Linked DNA regions of Homo sapiens: region 2 is linked to region 1. Evidence: chromatin loops called from intact Hi-C (ENCODE). Cell type or tissue: GM12878. All regions are shown on one strand. Each heading gives the region's core, and the rest is flanking DNA. Links, peaks and the distances in the headings are about the cores only.

Region 1 (5,387 bases), core at 293-5,292:
GGGTTAGAAAAGACATTAACGCTAGTTTAATTACCTTCCTAAGGCTTAAGAAGGCTGAACAGCATCCCTGCTATTCTTGGATACCTTAGAGTTGGCATATTCATACCTCCATGGGGAGTAGTCCATCTTTGGGCACTTCTGGCTGTTAGAAAGTTGTATTACGTTGTGACAAACTGTTTCTTCTTGATGCTTTAAAAATTAGAAATAAGGCTGGGTGTGGTGGCTTACGCCTGTAATCCCAGCACTTTGAGAAGCTGAGGCGGGAGGATTGCTTGAGCTCAGGAGTTCAAGACCAGCTTGGGCAACAGCGAGACCTCATCTCTACTTAAAAAAACAAACAAACAAACAAACAAACAAACAAAAAAACACATAGCTCTCTGGGCTTAGACTTAGTTTGCGGTGACATGGCCAAATGCACCAAGAAAGTCAGAATCATCAGTAAATATGGGACCCGCTATGGGGCCTCCCTCCGGAAAATGGTGAAGAAGAATTGAAATCACCCAGCACACCAAGTACATTTGCTCTTTCTGTGGCAAAACCAAGATGAAGAGATGAGCTACGGGGATCTGGCACTGTGGTTTCTGCATGAAGACAGTGGCTGGCAGTGCCTGGACCTACAATACCACTTCTGCTGTCACGGTAAAGTCGCCATCAGAAGACTGAAGGAATTCAAAGACCGGTAGACGCTCTTCTACTCTTTGAGACATCATTGGCCTATAATAAATGGGTTAATGTATGTAACAAAATTGCCTTGGCTTGTTAACTTTATTGGACATTCTGATGTTTGCATTGTGTTAATACTATCGTTTTGGAGAAGCATGCTGTGATGGATTATTTTAATTCAGTTTCTTTTTTTAGTAGTCAAATGATAAAATATGGCATAAGGATACAAGTCTTCCAAGTTAGATATATCTATTAGCTTTTTATAAGTCTGTTCCTACCAGTTTGATTTTGAGATACACTGGAGCAAACTGCAAACTTTAGTGTTTGTTAGTTTGTTTTTTGAGACGGAGTCTTGCTCTGTTGCCCAGTCTAGAGTGCAGTGGGGCGATCTCTGTTCACCACAACCTCCACCTCCTGGGTTCAGGCAATTCTCTGCCTCAGCCTCCCGAGTAGCTGGGATTACAGGTGCCCGCCACCATGCCCGGCTAATTTTTGTATTTTTAGTAGCGACAGGGTTTCACCATGTTGGCCAGGCTGCTCTTGAACTCCTGACCTCGTGATCTACCTGCCTCGGCCTCCCAAAGTGCAGGGATTACAGGTGTGAGCCACTGCACCTGGCAGTTTAGTTTTAAAATTACAGTTAATATTTAAAAAAAATGTTTTTAGGCTGGGCATGGTGACTCAGGCCTGTAATCCCAGCACTTTGGGCAGCCGAGGCAGGTGGATTACTTGAGGCCAGGAGTTTGAGACCAGCCTGGCCAACACAGCGAAACCCTGTCACTACTAAAAATACAAAAAATAGCTGGGTATGGTGGTGCATGCCTGTAATCTCAGCTATTTGGGAAGCTCAGGCACCAGAATCACTTGAACCCAGGAGGCAGAGGTTACAGTGAGCTGAGATCATGCCACTGCACTCCAGCCTGGGTGACGGAGACTCTTGTCTCCAAAAAAGTTTCTAAAGGTTTAGGATATACTAAATAATATACGTATACTGCCTCTTCTATTATACTTTTGGTGTTTTCTTTGACCTACACTGTATCAGCATTTTCAGGAAACAATATGAAACAATTATAATTTCCCATTAAATGTCTCTCTATATATGTATACATATGCATATATATATATAAAATGATAATTAGCAGGGTGTGGTGGCCTGCACCTATAGTCCCAGCTACTCAGGAGGCTGAGGTGGGAGGTCACGTGAGCCCGGGAGGTTGAGGTTACAGTGAGCCATGATGACACCATTGCACTCCAGCCTGGACGACAAAAAAAGACACTGTTTCCAAAAAAAAAAAAAAAATCCTCAGAAATAGAAGAAACTTTGGGGATATGTGCTAAATCCTCTCATTTAATAGTGTGAAATCAGACCCACAGAGGATAACCAAATTACCCAAGGCCACAACATACCTAGTTATAGACAGAACTGGAGCTAATATCTAGGTCAACTGCTCTTTCTACTCTGTACTCGGTTTAATTTTTATTTTAAATTTTCACGGAAAAGAACATTTTTGACAAGTTTATTGTCACACACAACAAGTTAATCGCAATGATTCCGATGGTCTCCAGTTTATTTAAAAGAAGCTGCCACATCCCCTATGAAATTACTTTTCTCAAACATCCTGTGAGGGGTGAAGACACGTAAGAGAAGCAAAGCCAAAGATAATTTCCAGTCATCTAAAGTTGTTTATATTTAGTAGAAGGACCGAAAAAGCAGTATTAAATACACCACCCCACCACCTTCCCAAACCTTTATACTAAGTGGTAGATGACTATTCATGTAGTTTGGTATTTTACATGTTTGTTTTATTTAGGGTTTATTTGGGAGGAGTTGTTTCTCCACATTTACAAAGCTTTGAATTTTATAAAATACATTTCAATTTAAATTTTGAATTAAAAAGAAAAGATGGAGTACATTTTAAATCTTTGGTCTGAGCTTCAGTTAGCAAGAACTGCTAGAAAATTCTAAAATAGAAACAATAGCACTTTGGCGTCACCTTGTGGTCAAATGTGAAAAGGTAGGAGAAAAGGATTATGCATATAGCATAATAAATTTGTGAGGAGTTATTTGTATTTACAGAAGGCAATGGGGGGAAAAGTGTGTGTGTGTGTGTATGTGTGTGTGTCTGTGTGATTAAGTCCTTCCCTCCTTAGCTTTAAAAGAAAAATATCATATTATAAATTCCAATACTGCCAATATTTGCAACAAAGGTTTAATTTTGTTTGCAGCCATTCTATTTTATAATTATGGATAGGTTCATGTGTTTGCCTGGATGCAGGGATACCATCCTTTCTAGCTTTTATCATGTGAGTGATCACTCCTACCCGCTTCCACCCTTGGTAAAATTGACTCCATGGGAGTGGAGTGGCATCTGACTGGTAATCTGAGAGGCAACAGGCCCTTATCCTAGCCACTCCTAGAGAGGGGGCAACCTCTGCCCCTGCGGGATGGGCACCATCAGAGTTCAGTCCCGACCATGCCCATTCCATGCCTGAAAATTGGCCAGACTGAGCCCCCCAGCCACAGGCTTCTCTGAGAAGTTTTCTCTGGCCAGTTTTCAGAATGCCCATTTTCTTCTCAGGCCTCAGGTACATGCCCCTGCCCAGCCTTGAGCAGAGTGTCAGCTCTGTGAGAGCAAGAGCTTTGTTTTGTTCTCCACAGAATTCCCAGCCCCTAACTGTGGCTGGCAAATAGTGGACATCCGACAAACATTTGTGGTCAGTATAAATTAATAAATAATAAAGCTCATATTCTGGCCCTCATCTGCCACTCATTTATTTCCTACTGTACCTAGAACCCAAGTGGGGAAGGGAGATACTCTTTATTGGTCCCTGTCAAAAACCCCGATTTCCCAGATAGTCCGAGAGTGGCTTCTTCAGTTCACGCCATTCAGGTCTCTTTAAATGTCATCTCAGATGTCCTTTCCTGTCCTATCAAAAATAACACCACAGTCTTCTTTCAAATTGTTTCTTCTGTGAACAAATATTGTTTACTATGTGGTAGGTGCTGTTCTCCGCTCTAAATACACAACAGAAAACTAAACAGGGGCCTGCCTGCCCTCAACAAGTTTATAATCTTGAGGAGGGAGTAGCCAAAATTGACAAATATATAGCAATAGAGGGCAAAGGAGGTTCCAGGTAGAGAGAACCGCAAGTGTGAAGGCCTGTCCTGTTGGAGACACTTGGAGACAGAGAGGGAAAAAGTGTATGAGTGAAGGCTGGGGAGGGAAGCAGAAGCTGGATTATGCAGGGCTTGGTGGGTCATAGAGAGGGGCTTGGGTTTCTATTCTAACTGGGCTGGGCAGCCAATGGATGTGTTAAGGATAACTGGTGGAAAGGGCTCACCAGCACACAGCAGGTGCTTTCAAGATAATGAGTGCTGGTTAGGTGCAGTGGCTCATGCCTGTAATCCCAGCACTTTGGGAGGCCAAGGCAGGCGGATCACCTGAGGTCAGGAGTTCAAGTCTAGCCTGGCCAACATGGCGAAACCCTGTGTCTACTAAAAATACAAAAATTAGTCAGGCATGGTGGTGCCTGTAATCCCAACTACTTGGGAGGCTGAGGGAGGGAGAATCACTTGAACCTGGGAGGCGGAGGTTGCACTGAGCTGAGATTGCGCCATTGCACCCCAGCCTGGGCGACAGAGGTCCAGAAATATGAGCTCAAAACTCTGTTTCAAAAAAAAAAAAAAAAAGGTAATGTGAGTGCTTAGTGATGACAAGCATAATGGGAAGTGCAGTTGGTGCTGTATGGAGGTTTTGACAAAAGCCACAATAAGCTGCTTAGACATGTTGAGCCCATGTCCCTGAGTCCACTCCAGACATACCCCAGTGTGAGAAGGGACTGTGGGATTTAGCTGGCACCTTGACAAGTGATTGAATTTCCGTGAGTCTAATTTTTTTTATTGCTCTCTAGCGCTCGTAGCCTGCTGGACTTTATAATACTTGTCACTACCTAAAATTACGTTATTTGTTCTCTTGTTCTTCTGCTTCTCCCACTAGAATATGTGTTCCTTATCAGGATTTTATCTTGTAGACTGCTATATCTTAACTACACTGTCCAGTACATAATAGATGCTCAATAAATACTGTTGAGTGAATGAATAAATGAATTAATTTTATGGTATGTACCCAGTAAAACAAGACTCAAAATCATGCTCATTTTATTGAAATGTATAAAACCATAGCTGATCACTTTCTTCTTCCAATTTTTCCCATTGTCATTTCTTCAGTTAGTTCCTTCCACCATCATTAACAGTTAATAGAATGCTATTTCATTATTTTTTAATGAAAAATTTATGTAGAAATGGGGTCTATGTTGCCCGGGCTGGTCTCCAAATCCTGGCCTCAAGCAATCCTCCCACCTCGGCCTCTGAAACTGTTGGGATTACAGGCGTGAGCCACTACACCCAACCTATTTTTTTTAAATTTTTTTTCCCCCTATGGAAATAATTCACTTAAATTGCTGCCATTTTCCGTAGAATTCATCTCTTAAAAATTTTTAATTGCTACAACATACGTATCATTTATAATTTTGTGATACAAAGTAACAATAGGTAGAAAATAATAGGTGGTATTTTCAATGTGCTAATGCTATTTAATGAAATAATACCTATATACTGGGGAAGAGATGCCAACTTAAAAATATCCAATTGAATATTGACATAATATACGAGTTAGATTCATACTCTGCTTTTTTTGTTGTTGTTCTTACAGGGCTCTAGATTA
Region 2 (5,387 bases), core at 225-5,224, 1.2 Mb before region 1:
TTTAAAACACCAACTTTCCAGGGTACTAGAAATCTAATGGTTAACAAGACAGACTTGATGCCTTAAATTCTAATGGAGGAGACAGATAATAAGCCACCAAACATATAACTGCAAATTGTAACGAATGCCCTGATGGGAACCAATGGGATGCTATGAAAAGGAAAACTGAGAGGTGGGAGACCAAATTTAGATAGAGAAAACTGTAAAGGTTATTTAAGCTGATACCTGCAAGATGCACCAGAACAAGACACATGAAAAATGAGAAAAGCAGTTAGGAGTCCTGAGACTTGCAGTATTTGACCCATGTGGGGGAACTGTGCTGGGGCGGGTGTGTAGGTGGGTGGTATGGCGGGAGGAGGGAAGCACAGGCAGCTCCCAGATAACTGCAGGCCTTGGAGGACAGGGCCAGAAGTGCTCTAAGTGCAGTGGGAAGCAATTGAAGGGTTGGACCCGAGGCTGACATGACACAGCTTTCATTCAGTCTACTGCATGCACCATGAAGCTAATGAAAACAAGAGAAGGAAGCAGAGGGCAGCTTGGACCTATCCTAATAATACAGGCAAGAGGTGATGGTGGTTTGGGCCAGATGATTAAGTGCCGATATGGAGTGGAGTGGCATAGAATAAAACACGAATTCCTAATGGGTTGAACGGGAAGCAAAGTAAGGGAGAAAGAGGATTCTAATTTGATTCCTGCATGCTGCACACTTTTATCGATGTGGAGATCAACTGGAAGTGGGGAATAGATTTTGTTTAATCCTTACAGCAACTCTGTGAGGTGAGTGTTTTTGTACTCATTATATGTATATGAAATCAGAGAATGAGAGAGCTTTTAACTTCCCGCGGGTCTCTCAATTCAGAAGTGGAAGAATCTAAATCAATAGTTTCTTGGATTTATTGCTTTAAGAAATGCATATTTTGGGCTGGGCGCGGTGGCTCACTCCTGTAATCCCAGCAATTTGGGAGGCCGAGGCTGGCGGATCAAGAGGTCAGGAGATCCAGACCATCCTGGCTAACACGGTGAAACCCCGTCTCTACTAAAAAAAAAATACAAAAAAAATTAGCCGGGCGTGCTGGCGGGCGCCTGTAGTCCCAGCTACTCCGGAGGCTGAGGCAGAAGATGACGTGAACCTGGGAGGCGGAGCCTGCAGTGAGCCGAGATCGCCCCACTGCACCCCAGCCTGGGCGACAGAGCGAGACTCCGTCTCAAAAGAAAAGAAAAAGATGCATATTTTGAATACTCATCTTTCTTCCTTTAAGTTTGTGGATATTTGGCATAGGTGATCTCTAAATATACTTGAATCAAGCCTGCCAATTTGGAACTATTTTGTTAAAACCGCCTTTACTTCAGAATTTCCACTAGGGGGAGCTACCACTATGTGGTTTATTTACTGTGTACAATTTTTTTTTTTAATTATGGTAAGGTTAGTATTTACTGGTCACCCACAAACTTAATCTTAATAAAGTTCACTTTGTTATCTTTTAGAAAATAGTAATGCATATTTTGTAAAAGAGCCTGAAGTCTTAACCAAGAACTTTAGGAGTAAGAAAATATAGGAAGATAAAGAAACTCATAATTTGCATAATGGCAACAAAGCATCTAAATTAAACTGTGATGGAAAAAGAATCTAAAAATAAAGCAAGACATGTTGTATGAAATTTGAAAGATGTCATTGTTATTAAGATTTATAAAATTATTTTGGTTTGTCTTATTTGTTGTGCATTCTTATTCTTATTTTAAATGAATATTTAATACATATTTAAGAACAATTAAAGATTACCTTATAAACATGGTCCGTGAATCTCTGTTTCTTATAAAGGAATACATTATGGGAGACAAATATTTTCACCCATGGGGAGTTTTAGGAGCACGTGGAGTCTTACGGGATAAGTATATTCATTTAATAAATAACACAAAATAAGCATAATCATAATGTCAACAACAACAGTAATAATAGCAACCAACTGGGCACCACTTGCTGTGCTAATCACTCAACATCTAGAATCGTATGTAATCATTCCAATTATATTCGAAGTGTTGGTTTCAGATACAATGATGGGGCTGACCTGGGTGTCCCTTCCCTTTGTCATATGCTGACTCATGAAATGCATTAGGACAGAAGCAGCATTGCAGCAGTTTTCCATTCATGCCATGGAAAGGTATGAATGATAAAGGCATCCCTCAAAGTGGAGTCCCTGAGGTATCAGTAAGTGAGTGCCCTTCCAGTGAAACATGTTTCTAATTTGGGGTTGCCTTTCCCCGGGGATCTTACACACAAGGTGTTGTGAGTTATTAAAGGTCCTCAGATTTCATGTGTTGCCTCCTGACATCAGATAAAGTGGCAAATGACACTTCTTGAATCAGCATTGTCCCATCATAACAGATGGCCGTTAGCTCAATCTACAGGGAATCAGCTTATTGTCTTCCATATGAAAATAAGCAGGTCAGCATTCTAAATCCTGAAATGACAAAGGGAAAAATAGTTCACAGGACTCTGAAAACAGCATGTGAAATAATCAAAGGTTAGGGGGAACTTTCTTAACCACAAAATATTTGTATTCAGTATACCTTAACATTTGTTTCATTTAGAGCACATGAAATAAATAGTTGTATTTTGATATAAAGGCCTGGGGTTTGTCAATATTTAGTTCAGGGGTCTGAATTCTGGCTGCACAGCAAAATCATGTTGGAAAAATGTTTAAATTTCAGATGCTCAGGCATCCAGTTAAGTCAGAATTATTTTAGTTGAAACCCAGGCATTCATCATTTTTTAAGTTTCCCCCGTGATTCTAATGTGTGGTGTTTCTAATGTATGACCAATTGTATAATAATTGCACAGTAATTTTATAATCCATTTCCCAAACTTTCATGTGATATGAATTGCCTTGGGATCTTGTTAAAATACAAGTTAAGATTCAGTAGGTCTGGGGCAAAGCCTGAGTGTCTGCATCTCTAACACTCTCCCAGAAGATGGCGATATGGATGCTGACACACCACTCAGTAATTGGCAATGCGGGTGGGCTTTGGTCTCCATACAAGATAGACACAAAGCTCCTCAAATGCAGGGGTTCTTTCTGTTCATTTGCTGATCGTTATTGTTACTGGATGGTACAGAAGCTCTTGGAATGTTAAAACAAACAGGGCTTAGCTCCAAACTATCTTTTTAGAGTCGTTAGCTTTGCACCAGAACCTTCTAAAGACTCTCTGCTTAATGTGTTTTCTTTATTGAACTCTGGGCCAACAGACATTCAGATTTTTGCAGGAAGGAGTTTATAAACTTAACAAAGTGTTATAAATCAATGGAAGCACAAGATTTTGCCTTTACATTACCTGCCCAATTATTGTGTCACTAGTTATTGTCAGTACAATTAGGTTCATGGATATTTGACATGCTTTTCTACCAAGTCAGAAACTGTGGGGCAGGAGAAAGCCGAATTGATAGAGTGACTAATATATTCTGTTAGACTAGACTATCTGCACCACCAGAGCAGAGCCCGGTCTGTCCTGAACATTATTGTATGTTCCTAGCACAATATTTAATACACAATTAATAAATATGCTATGAGCTTTGAATCCTGTATTTAACTTCGTCCTTCGAATAATGATGACTAACATGTATTGAATGCTTACCATGTGCCAAGCAGTGGTCTAAGTACCTTACATCTGTTTATTGATTCATTTACTATTTACAACAACCCAGTAAAGCAGATGACAATATCCATTTTAGAGATACAGGAAGTGAAGCACAGAGAGGTCGAGTGATTTATCCAAGGTCACACAGTCATTAAGCAATAGAAACAGACATTAAATCCAGGCACTCTGGTTCCAGAGTCTGTGATCTTCACCAGTATCCTGTTAATGTTCATAACAAAAATATATGATAAGTACTGTTATAATGTCACTCATTTACAGGTGAGGAAACAAAGGCACAGAGACTCTAAGCAACTTACCCAAAGTCACATAGTTAATAATCGGTGAAACCAGGATTTAAACCCAGGAAGATTCAAATCCAGATTATAAATCCAGAGCCTTTGTTCTTAACCACTAATTTATAGTTTCTCAACTAGCCTATTAGTTAGAAACCACTTACTAGGTGTGAAAAGAGCCCTGAAAAAATGTAAGTGCCATAATCAAATATCAAACTGGAATTAATGGCAGAGGATGAGTTGAAACTCACATTTATTTTCTTTAAATTCTAAGTTCCTCTTCTCTTGGCTTTTGAAACCAATGGAGAACTTTGTCAAATAATAGAAAATGCTTACCTCCAAAGAGCCTCATGAGAATCTTCTGTCAATTTAATTTCTCTTCTACATTCTTCTCCAGATATACTATGCGTTGTTCACACTGTAGAGGGTAGACTAATGTCAAAAAATTAATCAAATGATTCTGAAAGGCACATAATAACACTCCTTCCTCTGGAAAATCAGAATGTCTGCTAGACCAGGAGGCTAAGTGAGGAAGCAGGGTAGAGTGGAGAGGCATAAGAGAAGGGTGGCTGGCGACGCTGACTTCACCTGTGACAGGCCAGTGAATTTAGAGGTGGAATCATCAGCCTGCTTTTAATTACTTGCTTTTAAGATAAAGAAGTGGAAGTTTATGATGGAGGTATCAATTGTCACTGACATTTGACAGACTGGTTGTTCAGAAAAACACAGATAGAGTCCATGTCAGCTGGCAGTAACAGTGGGATTTTCCTTGTTGTTGTTGTTTTAAGTTCTAAAAACCAACATATAGGACAAATTATAAATCTGGACTCTTAAATTGTCAGCTTTCTGTGAGTGGGTAGGAAAGGGATTCCTTCCTTTGTTTTTCTGACCTTCCCAGAAGAGCTTTCCATTTTAGCTTCAATGATAATGAACACAAACTGGGGTTAATAAATAGGTATACTTCCGGTGGCCTCTACACTCCTTCCAATTTCAGATCCATTTCACTGGCCATTATGTGTCTGGAGCAATAGGGAAAGAAAACACCTAAGCAAACCATTTTCTTCTTTTGATCTGTACCATGCCTGAGAAAGCAGCAAGATAGGAAAGGAAGTGAGAGGAATATTACTTTGCCACCTGAATACACGAAATTAGTCAACACTGGCATTTTTAAATTGAAGAAATTAAATGGTGCCATGGATCTAATATGCCATACCTATTTGCCTGCAAATGTCCCTCTGGGAAGCTACAATAGGTGGATAAAGTACAATATCCAGATTTCAAATTTATTACAACTTAGCACAATCTTTGGTTTTCTGGTAGATTTCAGTCGTTTAATAATAAAGTTTCTGGATAATGGATTTCAGTGTGACTTTACTCTATTTAATATTACATTCATTCAACAACTATGGAGTGCCTACTGTCAAGCAATGGCCTAGGCCTTAGGAATATGGAGGTAAACCA

Evidence for each region. Hi-C counts contacts between places; a loop is a spot of excess contacts. Peaks named below come from ENCODE experiments on the same cell type or tissue, not always from the same donor. Only the 100,000 strongest peaks of a DNase experiment are listed, where the experiment ranks them.
Region 2: it touches region 1 in a loop (4-fold over the local background); 23 of 110 quality-filtered maps call a loop at or near these places.

What each region holds. Positions count from the first base shown.
Region 1 is chr11:27,483,446-27,488,832 of GRCh38, forward strand. It overlaps the pseudogene RPL37AP7. Among named protein-coding and RNA genes, the nearest start is that of LGR4, 13 kb to the left of the region's middle. In GM12878, for the core only: a CTCF peak has its summit at 2,663 (motif pointing left); no DNase peak of the experiment used is centred there.
Region 2 is chr11:26,283,698-26,289,084 of GRCh38, forward strand. ANO3-AS1 (ANO3 antisense RNA 1) reads right to left here and starts at 4,310. Exons shown (of 3, transcript NR_132968.1): 1 at 4,263-4,310; 2 at 3,631-3,852; 3 at 1,888-2,459. It also overlaps a transcript of ANO3 not described here. RefSeq lists an enhancer at 1,065-1,124. In GM12878, for the core only: CTCF peaks have their summits at 1,359 (motif pointing right) and 2,965 (motif pointing right); a DNase peak (open chromatin) is centred at 1,331.